Regions from separate parts of the Homo sapiens genome. Here region 1 is linked to region 2. Evidence: chromatin loops called from intact Hi-C (ENCODE). Cell type or tissue: heart left ventricle. All regions are shown on one strand. Each heading gives the region's core, and the rest is flanking DNA. Links, peaks and the distances in the headings are about the cores only.

Region 1 (9,108 bases), core at 89-8,088, 340 kb before region 2:
CCCTGATGGTGAGCAGGGTGGGGACCTCCTCGAGCCCCCATGGAATCAGGCTGCTTACCATCACCTTCTCCGTGGCACCGGCCCCTACCACCCTGCTGAAGACCCTCCTGGGCCTCTCCTCACGTCTCCTTTTCCTGCCCCTCTCTCAGGAGAGCTTTCCAAGCTGATGGCCTGACTGTGCCACCCCAACCTGGCATTTGAAGGCCTTCAGGAGTGAGGCCATGTCCATAACCCGCGTCTCCACTGAACCCTACGCCAGCCCCTACACGAGCCCCAAGCCTGGCTGCTGCTTTACGACACACCTCCATACAGCCCCTGCCCTTCACCCCTGCCCAGGGAAATTTACTGGGCACAGCGCCTTGCCCGCTGCCCCACAGCAAAGAATGCTGTCCTGCCAGACACTACAGACAGCAGTGGACACGCATTCTTCCAGAACCAGCCCAGATCCTGCCTCTAGGGTGAGTTGCCTGATGGGTCTTGACTCCGATCTCCTACCCCGTGCAACACGGGGAGGGTGCTGGCCCTGCCTGCCCTGGCTCCTCAAGAGCAGGCTGGGGTTGCCTTTCCCGAGGGGTCCCCACTACACCAGCCCCAGTGTCGGAGGGGTTGGGGGTCAGCGCAGAGGGTGGCACGTACCAAAGCCAATGAGGCCCAGCGTCTCCCCACGGATGCGGGCCGCTCCCGAGGCCACCTCGCGGATCTGCTCCACGCTCTGAACCCGCGTGCCTTCCCGCAGTGCCTGGTACAGCCACGTGTTCCTCCGGTACAGGTTGAGGATGTGGCAGATGGTAGAGTCCGCTGTCTCTTCCACGGCTGCAGACGGGATGTTGCACACGGCAATTCCTGAAAGGGATGAGGCCAAGGCCGGAGATGAGAAAACCTCAAGATCAGTGGGGAAGCCCCAGGGCTCCCAGCCCGCCCTCCTGAGACTCGGTTGTTGGCACCGGGGGAGGCCCACCTTATCGTCTAGCAGACGCGGGGCTGGGCACGTGGGCGGTAGGCCCTCTGGCTCTGATGCATGGGAAGCTCTAGCCCCAACATCTACCCCTCCCTCCCAAGGAGGACTTTTGCTCCAGGACGTGGCTCATGACCAACCCAACTCCTATGGCTGATTTTGGGCCTGACTGGCTTCCTCCTGGGCTTGCACTGAGTCCCAAGAAAGGACCCGGAGTGGCAGGAAGCCAGTGGGCCTCAGACCAGACTCCTCCAAGTGGACCCCACTCAGCCTCAAACCCCTCAGGGTCTCCCTCATGGAGCTGGCAGGGTGACAAAGAATGGCTTTTGGTTTTAAGCTATGCTAACAGTTTGATGCAAAAAACATACGTTTTAAACATACTGGTTTTAAAAAAACACCTCCACCCCCACACGGATGCAAGGGCTGGCCCCGGGAACGGAACCGATGGCCGAAGCGTGTGCACAATCGCCCTGTGGTCATGTGCTCAGCACCCTGCTCTGCTGGGAAGAACTCAGAGCAGACAGGATGCCCTCCCTGCCCCGTGGAGCAGCCTTCAGGTCAGGGCCGAGGGTGGCTTGGGGTGAGCCCTCTGGCCCCACACGAGCTGCAGAGACCAGGGTCAAGTATCTCCCAGCACAAAGCAGCTGTGGCATGGAGAGTTAACCCAAGTCATAGGCAGAAAGGGCCCTGCCATTTACCCTCCTCAGCCAGAGGGTGTCTGGGGAAGAATGAATGACTGCCAGATACAACAGGGGTGCAAGTAGGCAGAGGGCCAGGCTGGGAACGGCCCCTCCCTACACCCGACAGGTGGAGATCCAGAGGCCTGCTTGCAGCAGAGACCAGAGGGGCCGAGCCAGGGGCGGGGCCCCAGAGGGTGGGCTCAGCAGCCAGCCTGTGGCTCCCAGTTGAGCTCTCTGAGGAGGGGTGTGGCTATCTGGGCATCACGTCAGCCCAAGTGAAATGGTTCCCTCCTAATCCCAGCTTTGGGACCCTTAGGAGAGTGTCTCTCCCAGCAAGGGGTGCCCAAGGCACTGGGACAGGGCCACCTTTAAGGCAGCCCAGGATTCCTCTATCTTAAGTCCTGAAGATTGGGGTGGGGACAGATTGGGGTGGGGACGGCAATCACCAAGGCAGCTTCTTCGGCTCTACTGGACAGGAAACAAGACCAGTGGGTGCCACAAACCCACTTTCTAGATGGCTGCGTGGCTGTCTCCCCACAAGGGCCACCCCTAGGTCTAGGGCCTTGAGAGTGACCCGCTTAGCAAGACACACAGCTCAGAGAAGGTGAAGCCACTGTGAGCAGGTCACCCACCCACCCAACGTGGCCACTGAGGGCTCCTCTGGGCCACCGACCCCTGCCAAGGGACCAGTGTGGTTGACGGTGACTGAGGCCGACCAACTTTCCCACGAGCTGGATGCCAGGAATCTTGCAGGAAACTGGCCTCATTCATTTGAAATAGCTCAGCAGAGAAGCTGGGGCTTGATCACATGCCATGTTATTATTAAGTCAGACAGACTGAGGCTGATGCCAGAGGTTCAAGAAAATCTTTGGCGGCTGGGACAATTTTCATTCCTCGGGCAGGCTAAAGCCCAGCAGGGAGGCCCCGCAGCAGAATCACCCTCAAGGACGCTGGCTCCGTGCTGCTGCCGGGGCTGGCTCGGCAGTGCTGCCTGGCGTCAACAGCAGCACCTCCTCCTAGGAGATGAGCTGATGCTGGCTGGGAGACCCCACAAGGCCACGTGTGTAAAGGCACCCGGGTGGGTGGGTGGCACAAAAAGGCAGGTTGAGGCAGGACATCTGGTCAGTCTTCTCACCGAACTTGGACATTCAGCTCCGTGGTTCCACTGCTCACCGGAGTGCAGAGTCCCAGGACGGGGAGATGGTGCAGGAGGAAGAGCTGCAGCCACTGCCTGGGATGGCAGAACCTTCCCACCCAGACCGCGGCGGCGCCACTGCCAGGAACCTCCATAACCCTCACCGCTCTCTCGGAGGGAGCATCTTCTTAGCTGTCCTCTATCGCTCTGTGGATGCAGCCTCCCTTCTGGATGAGTCAAGCTGATCCTTCAAGTGCCACACGATGGGTGGCTCTGATACTCGCAGGCTGGGCCTCCCAGCATCCACGGAGCCTGGAAAACGGCCCCAAAGAGGCAAGCTGCTTTTCTCTCACGGTCAGTGCCATCGTGCTTTAATCCCTTCATGACTGCCGCTGGCAAGGAAACCACATAAACCAGCTTGCTAGAGGCGGCGGGGGTGGGGAGGGGTGTAGGGCCCTCTCGAGGTCTTCCCGGCTCGTGGGGAGAAGTGCAGGTGAGCAGCTTCCTCAAGCCTTGCCCTGCTCTTGCCGTGAAGCGCTGACTCTCGCCTGTCATTCCAGGGCTGACAGCTCAGAGCCTTGCGATCCCAGAAGGTGTCACCAGAGGCCTAGTGTGCTGCCTCGTGCAACATGGAGGGCCTTGTTTTCTGGGCCTGCGAGGGACCCTCTTTCATCAGGAGAGGGCCTGCCTGCAGCCACCTGCCGCTCCCAGCCCTCAGCACAAAAGGCCCGTTGACCGCATGATGTGGGGAATATGCATTCGGAGACAAAGGACGTCTGGACAGAGGCTCATTTTCCGCCTCCAGAGTCTACATTCGAAAAGTGCCCTTTAAAAGGGCCCCGCAGATGTCTTCCAAGCGCCCTTATCAGATGGGACCAGGATCAATGAAAATCCACCACTCACAGCCCTTCTACATTTTCCAAAACCGCAGTCCCTGGTCCTGGTCGTCTTCTGTGGGTCTCAGAACTCAGGGAACACAACCTCCCATCTCGGCCCTCCCAGGCCCCCTGTCATTGAGGCCTTGGTGCCTTTCTGGCCCCACTGCCTGTGCGGGGCACTTCTAGAAATGGAGAAATAGGAAGTTCCACAGGCAAGGACCTCCCCTCTCTCCCTGGAAAGCAGCGTCTGGTCCAGCCGAGGAAGGGCAGGGTCAGCACCCGTATGGGCCTGGGAGCTGTGTGGTGAGGGGCCGACGTGCTGGAGAAGCAAGAGGTGCGGGGGACAAGGATTTGAGAGCCCCTGGCACATGAAGCTGTATTCTCCTCTGCTGTTGAAACTTGGGATTTCAGCTCTACCCAGAGCACAAAGGACATTTGTTTTCAAACAAAAATATCCTTGTTTGTGCCAGGGAAAGATGGAAAATTTTAGTTTATATTAAACACGCCTTTGAAGACTCACATCTTCTGGAGTGTCTTTGTTCCAACAGAGGGGCTCGGAAGGACGCCGTGGCTGGTAGCAAGTGAGGGGTGTGGGGAGGGTGAGGGGTGGATGTGTGAAGCTGCTGCTTCCAGGACCCTAAGGGGTGTGGAATCTGAGTGACTCTCTCTCCTTCCCTGGCCTTTTGCTTTGGGATTTGCCCGTGGGGCAGCCCCACCCCACTGCGTCCTGACCCCTGTGAGTGTACGGGCAGCTCCCTGCTCGCCCGGCTCCCCAGCCCTGCTCCTGACACCAAGACCCACCCAGTGCTTCCGGTACCTGGGTGCTGCCCCGACTGGCCGTGAAGGATTCAACTAAGATTCTGACCCATACACTCCATGCCCCAGGCTAAGGCTGTGGAGAGACAGCTGGAGCCCATGGGGGTGGCCTCCCTGAAAACGTGGCCGGTGGTGCCCGAGAGCAGGATTCTCAGATGTATGTAACACTCCGCTCACACACAGAGCCCATCTGACACCCAGCCCGTCCCGGAAGCACCGGGGCCCACTGGGGCCTTAGCCGATGGGAGAGAGGTGGGGAAATAGCGCCTGGGCTATTCCTGGAGCACAGGAAGAGCTGTTCCAAGGCCAGGCTGCTGCCTTGGAATTCATGGTGCCTCATGAATTTGGGGCACCTCAGCACTCGTAAGGCAGAGTACAGCCCCCACCCCCAAAATGCAGGGGTGGCGTGTTCCAAACACAGAGCAAGCACAGTGCCCACCTGGCCCTCTCCCGAGGACGCTCGATGCCAGCGGTCTGCTTCTTGTGCCTCTGCACTCAGCACTCACGAGCTCACACGGGGTGCTGGGCAGAGGCCCCCCTCAACATGCACCCCCAGCCGCAAGTGCATGGGGCCGATAAGCAGCTTTGAAGCCCCCAACTCTGGGTTCCCGCCTGCTGCCTCTGCTTTTCTTCGGAAGCCTCTGTCATCAACTGTGTTGGGCAGGGGCCCACCTGCTTTGGTGCTGACCTGGACCACATGCTGCTAAGGCTGCCCTCCCAGAACGGGAGGCCCAGGTTCCCATGTGGACAGGGGCCTAGAGCTGTGCACACGGCAGGGGCAGTTTAGGGGACACACACGGCAGGGGTCATTTAGGGGACGCACCCAGCAGGGGTGGTTTAGAGGACATGTGGCCAGTCGCATTCTCCCCTCTGGAGGCGGCACTGGGTGTCTCCAAATTGAGCCTGTGCCAGCTGGGTGTTGCTCTGAGGGCAGAGATGCCTCACAGCCCCGCAGACCCCACACAAGGGCCAGCAGGGACTATCCTACCTGTGTCATGTGAAGGCAGGGCCGCAAGGTGCTCCACAGCCCGGCCTGGAGGCAGCCACCTTGCTACAGCCAGAAGCGGCTGCTCCGTGGTCCCAGTTCCAGCTGCTTCTCCAAGCCCACCCGAGCAGGGCCCACAGAGCTCCGGACAACTCCAGGCAGCCAGCGCTGCCTCGCACTCACCGAGCTCGCCGGCAGCCTTGATGTCCACGTTGTCATAGCCACTGCCTATCCGCACGATCACTCTCAGGGCCTTGAACTTCTCCAGGTCCTCCCTGGTGAGGGTGATGGTGTGGTACATCATGGCGCCCACGGCTTCGTTTAGAACCTGCGTGGGAACAGAGCACAGGGTCGGAGCCCCACCCCGTGCAGCCCACCGGCACCACTTGGCCTGGCCCCCTGGCCCTATCACCCTTGAACCTGAGGCAGAGGAGTTCAGCAGGAAAGCAGGGAACAGGGGTTCTGGGGCCTGCCGGTGACTTGGGGCGATCTAATGGGGGGATGCTGGGGAGGAAACTGCCCAAGGTCAGTGCAGGCCCCGGCCGGGCAGGGTGGGCCCACCTTCTCGTGGATTTCCTGCGTCGACTGCGCGTCACAGAAGGCCACAGTGGCCAGGTCCTTCAGGATGGGCATCTCCACAGTGCAGTCGCGGCCGTCCAGCAGCGCCACCAGGGGGCGGGGGTGCAGGGGGCCGTTCATGATCTGGGGGCGGATACCTGCCAGGAGGGAAGGGGTGAGCACAGTGGGTGGGTGGCTGGGGCCACAGGGTGCGTGGAGGGGCAGCTCCCCACTCATCACTCAGGGCAGGGCTTGGGCAAGCGAGGGTGGCGGAGCAGCGAGGGCACCGCCTCCACCTGCATCACCTTCCAGGGAGCCACTGACACGAAGAGGAGCCACTTCCCATCCACTTGCGGCTCTGGCTGGAGACGCACACGGCTGCTTCCCTGCCAGCAGACCATAGTCCCGAGAGCCTCAGGACCATGGGGCCCCGAGGCCAGCACAGGCTAGTCCAGCACAGGACGGGTCCCTGCACCGCGTGCCTCCCTGCCTGCACCGGCACCAGCTGCCCCTCACACACTATGACAGGGGATAAGGCGTGTGCGTCCAAAGGAACTTCCTGGACAGGCCCTGCACAAACAGGCGGCCTGGGCAGGCTCCTCCAGCCCCTCTCACCTGCGCTGGGTGAGGAGAAATGGCGGGTCTGGGGCAGGGAAGGTATGCCTGAGGGCAGGAGGCCTCTAGGGGCTCAGGAGAGCAAACTTCTCAAAGGACCACACAGCAAGCAGCTCTCTAGACAGGCCAGAGCCATCATATTAATCCTGACAGATTTCCTGGTGCTGCCAACAAGGTGAAGGGACAGCTGTGAGGACAGAGGGGCAGGGGTGACCCCAGGAAGGGCCCCAGTGGTCCTTCCCACAAGTCCAAGTACAAATTCTCTAGCAACTTCATCTGGACCAGCGCGGCTGCATCTAGACGTTCAGCAGGGTGGTGGAAGGCCTTACCTGCCACACTACAGACGCGCATGCTTGCGCCCCGTGCACATACAGGGCAGACACCCTGCGGGGCCCGCCCAGGATGCAGCGAGAGCCTCAGGGCCTCTTTTCTCTCTTTATTCTGTGCAGCAAACCCAGCAGGCTCCGAAGACCTCAGAGACAGAGAAGCAGCATTTTCTCCAACAAAAACTGCCCCCTTCAAATCCATCCTTGGATTTCGTAGGTCCTCCTGACCATCTGCCCAAACCTCACATCTTCAAGACCCACACCCTGGACACAAGAGAACAACTACCTGAGTTCCAGAGGTGCAATCCGCCGAGATGCCAGGAAGGGGCAATGTCTCTTGTCAAATTAGAACTCTTTAGCCTCAGATTAAAACTTTGGGGCTCATCAACTTTTCAGATATCCAGATCAACCCTGACGGCGGCCTTACATCCCCATCCCCTCCCTCCCTCTGAGGCTGGACGGTCCAGGCCATTGCTCCAGGCTGAGCCCAGCCTGGTGACCCACCATGGGTAACCCAACCAGGAAGGTGTGACATTCCCGGGATCACTGGCCTTTGAGCACAAGGCAGCAGGCTCAGGGTCCCACAGGCAAAAGCAGGAGCCTTCCACAAAGGCCAACTTCATCTGTGTGGCCTCGCCTTCCATCCCTAACCTCCTCAAGGGCTCTTAGTAGTCCCCAAGCTGGCCACTTGGTGGGGACGATGACTGGGACCCCAGCCACGGGGGGGCTCCTGCTGGACCACCAAGGCTCATATTCCGTTAGCCACACGCTCGGAGACGAGGAAGGAAATCCCCCTCCACTGGGGCCGTGACTGCATCCTGTTAAGACTATACACGGTGCTGGGGAGGGACGGCCCAGAGCACCTGCACCAGCCCTGCATGGAAGGCCGTGCTCGGCCAGTGGGACTTGGGATAATTGTCTCTTTGAGCACAAAGTACAAAAAAGGCTTTTGTCCCAGCCTCAGAAGAATGGGCTGGGGTAGCCAGGTCCACAGCCAGCCCCGCATGGCCCCCAAGCTAAGTGCAGTTCTCCTGCCACCCCCGGCTGGGAGAAATCATGGCCCCTCTCAGCCCTGAGCGGCAGCTGCACCTGACGCTCAGACACCAAAGGCACACGTGCACCCAGTCACTCCTGCTGCTGCCCCGACACCCAGGTCCCCAAACAGGGTGTCCGCATGGATCCGCACTCCAACATCCTTCTGCACCAGGAAAACAGGGCAGGGGAGGGGGAAAATAAGGCAGGGACGAGGGCCAACACCCCCGTGTCCTCACCAGCCCACGACCTGTATGAGTGGACAGGAAGCGTGCAGCACAAAGCTGGATACCCCCTCAGCTCATCCGCGAGATCCGCAACAGCACCGTCACCTGACGAGGAACCCGACACACATGGCTCCCACCTGGGCTCCTGTTTTCTGCTAAGAAAATGGTACAACTGCCAAATTCCACAAGATTCCTTCTGTTTCAGTACACTCTTCTGGCCCCTACTTGAGGTCTGAGCGCACAACCCTGTGGGGCCTGGAAGTCCTGGTCTCATGCCCCAGGCGGTCGCCCACACACAGTGAGGAACACCCCAACTTCACTTTCAGGGGTGCTGGCAGGATGGTTATCGGAGAGAGTGCCTGATTATAAGAAATCCAAGCTGTTCGTTAAATGGTAGCCACACAGGAAAACCACGCTGGGCGCAAGGTGGGAATCCAGAGCCGCTGATGCGTCTGGGGAGCCTGAGAGGCCATTGTCACAAGATGTCCATCCGCAGCATCATCAGTGCATGGATCCGTTACCAGGGTAACAAACTCCAGGTTGCCTAGCGATCGGCTCCCTCCCCGACACGGGTTGCCTTTCTCCTTGGTGAAACCCACCCTCTACCCTCCCTGATGGCCGGGCACGCAGAACGTGGCTGAGGCTGGCCCGAGACCTGTCCAAGGTCTGAGGCTCGAATCCTGGCAGCAGGTCCTTCATGGCAAGGCGGGAAAAGAGAAAAGCCAACGGGTTCTCATGCTGGGAAAAGATGCCGGGCACGACGGCTGGAGGTGGGGGGTTGGGAGTGGGTGGGATGCTTGCGTGCCCTGCATGAGGTGCAGGGATATGGAGGCCACAGGAGACCCCCAAGCCCTGGGCATGAGAGCTTAGCTGGGACAATGCCAAGGTTTGCTCTAGAAGG
Region 2 (9,962 bases), core at 1,136-9,135:
GAGGCCTTTCACCTTCTTCCTTAAGTGTATTTCTAAGTATTTTATTTTTTTTGCAGCTATTGTAAAAGGGGTTGAGTTCTTGTTTTGATTCTCAGCTTGGTCACTGTTGGTGTGTAGCAGAGCTACTGATTTGTGTACATTAATTTTGTATCCTGCAACTTTGCTGAAATAATTTACCAGTTCTAGGAGCTTTTTGGAACAAAGATAAATAGAAGAGACCTAATTAAACTAAAAAGCTTCTGCACAGCAAAAGAAATAATCATGAGAGTAAACAGACAACCCACAGAGTGGGAGAAAATCTTCACAATCTATACATCCAACAAAGGAGTAATTTGCAGAATCTACAAGGAACTCAAATAAATCAGTAAGAAAAAAAACCAAACAATCTCATCAAAAAGTGAGCTAAAGACATGAATACACAATTCTCAAAAGAAGATATACAAATGGCCAAAAAAAAAAATGTAAAAATGCTCAACATCACTCATGGTGAGGGAAATGCAAATCAAAACCACAATTAGACACCATTTTACTCATGCAAGAATGGCCATAATAAAAAAAAATAGATATTGGCCTGGATGCAGTGAAAAGAGAACACTTCTACACTGCTGGTGGTAATGTAAACTTGTACAACCACTGTGGAGAACAGTGTGGAGATTCCTTAAAGAACTAAAAGTAGATCTACCATTTGATCCAGCAATCCCACTACTGGGTATCTACCCAGAGGAAAAGAAGTCATTATATGAAAAAGATACTTGCACACCCATTTTTATAGCAGCACAATTTGCAATTACAAAAATATAGAAACAGCCCAAATGCCCATCAATCAAGTGGATGAAGAAACTGTGATATATATATATATATATATATATATATATATATATATATATATGAACACTCAGCCATAAAAAGGAATGAATTAAGGTATTTGCAGCAACCTGAATGGAATTGGAGACTGTCATTCTAAGTGAGGTAACTCAGGAATGAAAAACCAAACATCATATGTTCTCACTTATAAGTAGGAGCTAAGCTATGAGGATGCAAAGGCATAAGAATGATACAATGGTCTCTGGGGACTTGGAGGGAAGGGTGGGAGGGGGTGAGAGATAAAACATGACAAATTGGATTCAGTGTATACTGCTTAGGTGATGGGTTCATCAAAATCTCAGCTATCGCCACTAAAGAACTTACTCATGTAACCAAATACAACCTGTTCCCCAAAAACCTATGGAAATAAAAACAATTTTAAAAAAGAACTTATTTATGTAACCAAACACTACCTGTTACCCCAAAACCTATTGAAATTTTAAAAATATTACATCCTTGAGTAACTTTCTCAAAAAGATGTATTAGAAATACATTCTCTTCATCTCGTATTTGTGAAAACGAATAAGTTCATCAAACTCTCCAATTATCCCTTTGGAGTGTGCTGTTTCCAGCCAAGACCCTGCTCAATGCACTGGGTTCAAAATGATAAACCTGCAAGATTCTGAAGATCTTGCTTTGCTGACCTCTAGTATCCATTTGGTTATTGATAAGTCTGATGCCGATTCAGTTTCCTTCTAGGTAATTTCTTTCTCTCTGGAAGCCATTAGGATTTTTTTGTTTTTGTTTTTTTGTTTTATGAATTCTTGCTGCTATGAAATTTTATAAATATATGTTATATCAGTTAGGAATACCTTTTTAGCATTAAGAAAAAAAACCACCAAAAATACTCAATTAACAATGGCTTAAGCAATATTTGTAAGAAGTAGGTGGTCCCAGATTAGACGCACCACTTCAGTGGTTTCATCAAGGGCTCAGGCCCTTTCTGTCTGTCCCGCCTTATGAAGGATGTGGAAGGAACAGAATCTTGTTATCCTTGGCTTGTTGCCTCGTGGTTGAAAGATGGCTCCGACATCATTCCTTGCACCATTGCAGAGAATATCACTTCTCTTTATGAGGCTTGGAGTTTTGTTGTGAAAGAACAGCTCCTTATTACACATCTCTTGAACATTTCTTTGGCCAGAACCTGGCTACATGTTGACTCCTAGACACTCATTGGTAGAAGAGAATGGAATTTATTAGGATTGGTTAAGATCAGTTATAGTTGATTCCCTGGGGCTGAGAGGGGCGTGCCATTCCTGATGTCATAGGATCTCTGCCTGCTACCTAAGCTGCAAATGTGGAGAACTGCTAGCAGGAAAAAAGGGAAATTCTTTTGGGTTAGTCTATGGAGAATATCCACTTGGTATGTCTAGCTGTGGTCTTTTTCACTATCATGCTTTTAATTTGAAGTCTCGCTTCTCCTTTTTGCTCTAGGAATTTTTTCCCTCATTATTTCTTTGGTCTTCATCCTTTCTGCTTTTTCTAGTCTCTCTTTCTAGAACATTTTAAAATGAATATTGGATCTCCTGGATCAACCTTTTCTATTTATTAACTTTTCTCTTGAACATCCTATTTCTCTGCCCTTTTTTCTCTTTATTTCACAAGATTTTCTTGGCATCATCTTCTATCCCTTGTCTTTTTATTCCATTTTTATTTCATTTATTATATTATTTCAGCTCTATTTTGGTTACGTATCTGTAATTCTTGTTCTTTTTTAAAAATTATATCTTTTTCTTATTCTAAAGAAACACTATAATCTCAAATCTCTTGGAGGATATTAGAGGGTGTTTTAAAAAACTCCTTGTCTATTTCTTCAGTTGTCTCTGTTTCTTGCAGAGTCATTTTTGCTGATGTTGTTGTTTATTTATCTTTCTCTTTCGTAGTCCGGATTCTCCTCTCACGTCTGGTATATTTAAAGATAAGAAAATGCAAATGCCTACTTGGGGCCTGAGGCACATTTAGGGCTTGTTGACCTGAAGGCTCAGCATTCACTGGGGTGCAGGGGACCGAGGGCCAACTTCCAGGATGGGTTGGTCCCATGCACCAAGTGAGGAGGCCTCTGTTCTGGGCCAAGAGCGCTCTCACTAGCTGCCTTGGTTCACCCTAGAGTTTTACATAGATTTGTTCAGAGAAGAACTCTAGGTTTTCCTCCTAGGTAATGATGTCTGGCTGACCACAGATGGGCCTGCAGAGAATGGGATGTGTGAGTGTGTATGGGCTGGACCATTCAGAATAGAGGCTTTTAACAAATGCCCAACTTCTCACTGCTGCCCACTGGAGATCTGCAGTTTTCAAGTCTGCAGACTCTGGGGACACTTCTGGGCAGACTGACCTCTTCTGTGCACAACTCCTGTCTAGGATCCACCTGTCTTTGCTCTGTTTCAGCAGCCAGGACTCCCCGATCACCTTTACATCATCTGGAAATTGGTTCAAATCATGTATTCTCTGATGGTTTCCTTTGTTTTATTTTCTTTGGTGTGGGCTCCTACATTTAAAAAATTCCTTTTCCTTTACTCTTATTTTAATGGAGTCTCAGGAGAAAGGAGACAAATGCTAGGAAGCAGTCTGCAATCTTGACCTGGGGGGATAATGTCGAGGTTTTCTTTTAAATTGATTCATTACTCTTTTTTAATTAAAAAAAAATTTTTTTTGAGATAAGGTTGTGCTCTGTCACCCAGGCAGGAGTGCAGTGGCGTGATCATGGCTCATTGCAGCTTCAGTCTCTTTGGCTCAAGAGCTCCTCCCACTTCAGCCTCCTGAGTAGCCGGAACTACAGGTCCATGCCTCCAGTTGGCTAATTTTAAAAAGTTTTTTTGTGGAGATGGGAGTCTCACCACCTTGCCCAGGCCAGTCTCAAACTCCTGGGTTGAGGTGATCCTCCTGCCCTGGCCTCCCAAAGTGTTGGGATTACAGTTGTGAGCCACCACATCCAGCAAACCTTAATTTTTTATTGTAAAATACACCATAAACTTTATCACGTTAATCATTTTAAGCGTATAGTTTAGTAGCATTAAGTGCATTCCCACTGTGTGCAACCAATCTCCAGAGCTCTTTTTATTTTACAAAACTTCAGCTCTATGCCTATTAAATAACAACTCCCTGCTCGCTGCTCCCCTCAGCCCCTGGCAACCATCATTCTACTTTCTATCTGTAGGAATTTACAACTTGAAGTACCTCATGTAAGTGAAACCATACGGAATTTGCCTTTTTGTGGCTGGCTTTTTGGAGAGCATATGGTCCTAAGGTTCATATATGTCACAGCATGGGTCAGAACGTCCTTCCTTTTAAAGGCTGAATAATATTCCATTGTGTGAATAAACCACATTTTGTTCATCCACTTATCCGTGGAGGGAAGCTTGAGGTGCTTCCACCTTCTGGCTATCGTGGGTAATGCTGCTATGAATGTGGATGCCAGTATTGTTGAGTTTTAAAAGGCCTGTAGCATAGGAGACCCCCCAGCCACTAAACCCAAAGCAGATGTATTTGTACGTAAATTTCCCATCGCACTGGAATTAAGATGCTATAGTCACATTGTCTTCCACAAAATACTCTCATGTTTAGAGTTTTACTTGACACACTTCTTCTGGGTCCATTATTATAACCAATGAGGTAGTTAGAGTAGATAGCATTATTTTTGTATCGCAGTGAAAAACTTCGAGCTACAAAGAGGTTAAGTGACTTGCCTAAGCTAATAAGTAGAACAACTAAAAGTACTGAATAATTTTATCAGCCTGAAAGACATTGCTGAACGTGTTTGTTTACATCAACTCTATTGTGGGCTGACTATGGAGACAGGGCCACAGAATGATGATCTCTAATCTAGTAAATTTAATGCAACTTCTCCTAACAGATAAGCCGGGTTGACATGGTAAATTTTATGTGAAAAAGAGAAATCTGTCTGAAGCTCTGGCAGCCAAGATAAGACAGAATAGCAGATATGATTTAACTATTAAAATTACAGAGATTTGTTCCTCTTTATTTTTCGTGGAGGGAATCAAGGTAAATGTTCTTGGGTTGTTGGCAGTATTTCTTCCATTTGTACATTCCTTCTAAACATGAACATTATGTTGTTTATTCATCTGTTAATGACAGCTGATTATCAAACCATAAATATACATGTTGGGTCTAATGGTTTGTGAATGTTAAGCATCAGACAGTAATATCGCGGGTACTTAGAGAAGAACACTACAGCTACATCCCAATCACTATCTAGCTTGTCAATTTCCTGTAGAATTATCTGATTCTTTGTGCTGTCAGCTGAATCATGTGTTAGGCAGAAAGCAGATTTTTTTTCCCATTATTGCTCTTTTTTCCTCCTCATCAGTAAACAGATTTAAAAAAAAAAAGAAGAAGAAGAAAAGAAACACAATTCTCTGGTGTAATCGAGGCTCCAGATATCACATTTTCTCTATTACTTGTGGAAAACAGCAAATCTGATTTCTTGAGGCTTTTCATGTTCAAATCATTTCAGGGACATCGGCAAATACATATTCACTCAGTATTTCCGTACCATATATTGGAGAAAATAACAGATATGAAGATGCTAAAGTTCAAATTAAAGGGCTTTCATCCTGCTGTCCTAAAGTCCCTTGGAACTTATTTAAAATGTTTAAAAAAATCTGGCCACTAGTGGTTTACTCTCTGCACAGCAAGATACATGTATTTATTTCCTAAGCAATGAGGCAGAGAAGCGTGGTGTTCAGGCGTTGACAGTATGCTAATGTGTGCTGGGGAAAGACACACCGGTCCCCAGGGTGCAACGAGGAGCCTCTGAGAACTTTTCTTAAAAGGTCTTCATTCTTCCACTCACCCGGCAAACAGTGGTTAAGCATTTACTAGTGCAGGTGTGCACTCAGCCTTGGGCAAATAGGAAGTTCCTGCCTCGTGGTTCTCAAAGCCGGAGGAGTGGGGGCGGCACGGCAGAGCAGAAAGGGCATCGTCAGAATCCCAGCCCACTTACCTGCAAAGGGCATGGCCTCAACCTCCCCAAGCCTTCCCCTGGGGCAGGGATGGTAATACCCACCCCAAAGAGCGGGGAGGATGAACTGATTGGCCTATAGCTGGTGCACGGCACAGAGCTGCAGCCTTCTGGGACACTCCTGGCTTATTTCCATTTCTTTCACTGCCCTTCGCTCGTTCCAACCCGGTTTCCATTCCAGACACTCCGCCAGCAGCGCTTTCTTATCCTCCTCCATTTTTGGCGCTGCGTTAGACCCTACCACCTTCAAACTCTTGCCTTCTTTCCCCACACTTACCACCCTGCTCTCTTTCTCTCTCTCTCTCTGATCTCTTCTTCTCTGGAGACTTTGTTTCTTTTCCTTCTCTCTCTCTTCTCTCCTGAATAGTGGATTTTCACGAAGTCTCTGCTCATTTATCTCTTTGTAATATTGCTCCTTTAACACAAACCATATTTTCAAGTCCTTCTTATTCTTTAGACATCACTAATGTCATATTTCTGGCTTCAGCTATCATCCTCACTCTGATGACTCCAAAATTTCTATCTCTGTATTTTCATAGCCAAACTTCTAGCTTCAATTTTCAACCAAATACCCAACCTGAGCGTTCACTTTCAACTCGAAATCTCTAAAGCTATACATAACATCTTTACCCCAAATGAACTCCCCTATTAGATTTTTCATTTTTTTACTCTCTGTCAGTAGCACTATTTTCTCAATTGTCCACTGATAATTTAGCTGCTTTATCATTTACTAAAACTATTTTTCTTTTTAGGAAATTAATTAATTAATTTTTTTGTTTGTTTGTTTTTAGAGACAGAATCTTACTATATTGCCCAGGCTGTAGTGCAGCAGCTAGTCACAGGCCAGATCAGAGTGCATAGCCCACTGCGGCCTCCAACTCCTGGCCTCAAGTGATCCTCCCACCTCAGCCTCCCAAGTAGCTAGAACTACAGACGTGCACCACAGCATCCAGATAAAACCACGTTTCCTCTCTCAAAACATTTATGAGCAGAAAAGCATTAGATTAAGTCACAAAATACAACAAAAAATTTTTTAAGCTCCTTAAATAAATAGAAAAGCCGGGCACAGTGCCTCACACCTAGCACTTTGGGAGGCCGAGGTGGTTGGATCACCTGAGGTCAGGAGTTCGAGACCAGCCTGGCCAACATGGTGAAACCCTGTCTCTAGTGAAAACAAAAATTAGCTGGGTGTGGTGGTGGGCACCTGTAATCCCAGCTACTTGGGAGGCTGAGGCAGGAAGAATTGCTTGAACCCAGGAGGCGGAGGCTGCAGTGAGCTGAGATCATGCCACTGAACTCCAGCCTGGGTGATAGAGTGAGACTCCATCTCAAAAAAAAAAAAAAAAGAAATAGAAGAAACCTATAAATATATAAAGTGGTGTATACAGTATGGTCCCAACTTTGTTGTAGTTGTATTGCTTGTGTCTTTATTTCTCATCTATCAATATCATCTATCTACATATATGCATAAGATAGACTGAGTGTTCAGAAAATGTCTCTCACTAATGGAATTATAAATGAATTTTACCTTCTTTTTTATGCTTCTTTTTCCTTTTTATTTTTTCTGGACTTTTGATACCCAGGATAGGGTTCATTTTAAGTCTTGGTTTATGACACACACTCAGCATTGGTTCCTTTATCCCCTCTTTTGTTTACTTATTTGTATGTTTATTGATGACTGCAGTGGGCATCATGCCCACCCTCCAACCCAAGCCCTGGAACAATGACACTGGCTTACATTTCCAGCACGCTCCCCTTCATTTCCTAGGTCCTAGCAAGGTCTGAGGTATTACACTGGTCCACACCTCCTGTCCATGAGTTAGTATGTCAGGCTTTTTATGCTGGTTGATTGGACATAAAATAGCATTTCAGCTGGGCACGATGGCTCACGCCTGTAATCCCAGGACTTTGGGAGTCCGAGGTGGGTGGATCACTTGAGGTCAGGAGTTTGAGACCAGCCTGGCCAACATGGCAAAACCCCATCTCTACAAAAAATACAAAAATTAGCTAGGTGTGGTGGTGGGGGCCTGGAATCCCAGCTACTTGGGAGGCTGAGGCAGGAGAATCGCTTGAGCATGGAAGGCAGAGGTTGCAGTGAGCTGAGATTGCACCACTGCACTCCACCCTGGGTGACAGAGTGAGACCCTGTCTCAAAAAAAAAAAAAAAAAAAAAAAAAAAGCATTTCATTGTGGTCTTGATTTGCATTTCTTTAGTACTAGCAAAATTGAACATCTCTTTTTATATGTACAGGCTATGTCTTTTTCCTCCTCTGTGAACTTATAGGCTTATGTCTTTTTCATCTTTCATCTAGGTTGTTTGCTTTTATCATATTGATTTGTAGAAATAAGACAAAAATGTCCACTAACACCACTGATATTCAACATTGTCCTGGAGGTCCTAGTCAAAAAATAAAAAAGACATGAAAAATAAATCAAAGACATTGCAATCTGAAAGGAAGAAGTATATGATTGTCATCATTTGCAGATAAAATTACTAAGGATAAAGGAAACCCCAAATAAGCTATAAACTGTTAGACTTAAAGGAGCCTTTAGCAAGGTGGCTGGATATGGAATAAATAGATGAATGCCAGTGGCATTTCTATACACCAGCAATAAACAGCTAAAAACTGTAATATTAGGAAGATCATTTATAATAGTAAAATGATACTACACAATACCTATAATTAAACCTTAAAAAGATATGCAAGTCCAAAACTTAAAAGTATCAAATTCTTTGCAACACACTGAGGAGACCCAGATAAATAATTTTCACGCTCAAACTCATCATTACAGTAATATAAAATAAAACAACCATGTGATACCAATTTTAACTTATGCGATTAAAAAAGATTGATAACACCATATTAGTCAGTATTCTCAAGAAAAACAGAACCAATGGGATATATATATATATATATATATATATATATATATAAAACAATATAAATATATAGAAAGTGATTTATAATGAGGGATTGGTTCACAGACTGAGAAGTCCCATGGTTTGCTGTCTGCAAGCTGGAGGCCCAGGAAAGCTGGTGGTGTTGTATCAGCCCAAGCCTTAAAGGCTGAGAACTCGGGGAGCCAATGGTCTGAACCTGAAGGCCTGAGAACCAGGAACACGGATGTCTAAGGGCAGGAGAAGATGGATGTCCCAGCTGTAGTAGAGATAGAAAATTTACCCTTTCTCTGCCTTTTCATTCTATTCAGGCCCTCAATGAGTTGGGTGATGCCCTCGCATATTGGTGAGAGGGGTTCTTCTTTATTCAGTCCACTGATTCACATGCTAATCTCTTCTGGAAACACCCTCACAGATGCACCCAGAAATAGTGTTTTACCAGCTATCTGGGCATTCCTTAGCCCTGTTGAGTTGACACATAAAATTAGCCATCACAAACACTAAGTAGTGGGAAAGATATAGTGTAACAGGCAGTATCACACATTTTAGGTGTGAGTTCAAATTGGCACAGCTTTTCTGGGGAGAAATCTGGCAGCACTAATACAATTTTTAAATGTTTATACCCTTGGACACAGCAATTTTACTTTTGAAAATTTCCCTATAGACACATATGCATAAGAGTACAGACTTTTGTATAACAATTTTCATCACATTGTAATTTGAAACACTCCATCTACCAGTAGATGACTAGCTAAATAAGTTGCTATAGATGTGATATACAGTGAAATACAGTATCAATCACTCATATGAAATGAGATAAAATACACATGCTGAGATGAAAATGTACCAAAGGCATTTGATTAAGGAAAGATGAGTGTGTCTTAGTGTCGGTTTCCCTGGAAGCAGAGCCTGAGGCAAGGATTTGGATGCAGGTAGTTTATTTGGGAAGAATCCTAGGAATCAGGTGTGAGGGAGTAACGAGAATGAGGGGAGGAGCAAAGGGAGTATGATCTTCACATAGTGTGGCAAGGGGCTTGCTTCAGTTGGGACCTCCTGAGAAGTGTAAGGAAGGGTTCCAGCATTGTCCCTTGTCCCCTGATTGAAGGACAGGAGACAGAAGGTGAAAAGATGGACAGCCTGTGCAATGGGAGTTGTAGCTCACACAGAACTGCCCACTCCAGTTGTGGCTGAAATCAGAGGCAGTCCAGGGAATGTGATGTT

What was found. A loop is a pair of places that touch in the nucleus more often than their neighbours do. Peaks named below come from ENCODE experiments on the same cell type or tissue, not always from the same donor. Only the 100,000 strongest peaks of a DNase experiment are listed, where the experiment ranks them.
Region 1: it touches region 2 in a loop (2.9-fold over the local background); 15 of 110 quality-filtered maps call a loop at or near these places.

Annotation. Positions count from the first base shown.
Region 1 is chr10:124,997,328-125,006,435 of GRCh38, forward strand. CTBP2 (C-terminal binding protein 2) reads right to left here. Exons shown (of 11, transcript NM_001329.4): 4 at 6,011-6,165; 5 at 5,633-5,777; 6 at 637-843. LOC124902520 (a long non-coding RNA gene) reads left to right here and starts at 2,525. Exons shown (of 2, transcript XR_007062329.1): 1 at 2,525-3,124; 2 at 3,331-4,167. RefSeq lists enhancers at 781-950, 3,014-3,514, 5,309-5,850, 5,851-6,391. In heart left ventricle, for the core only: a CTCF peak has its summit at 3,358 (motif pointing right); DNase peaks (open chromatin) are centred at 2,284, 2,604, 5,484, 5,924 and 2 weaker places; H3K27ac peaks cover 4,031 bases.
Region 2 is chr10:125,339,096-125,349,057 of GRCh38, forward strand. No RefSeq gene overlaps it. Among named protein-coding and RNA genes, the nearest start is that of CTBP2, 180 kb to the left of the region's middle. In heart left ventricle, for the core only: a CTCF peak has its summit at 4,241 (motif pointing left); no DNase peak of the experiment used is centred there.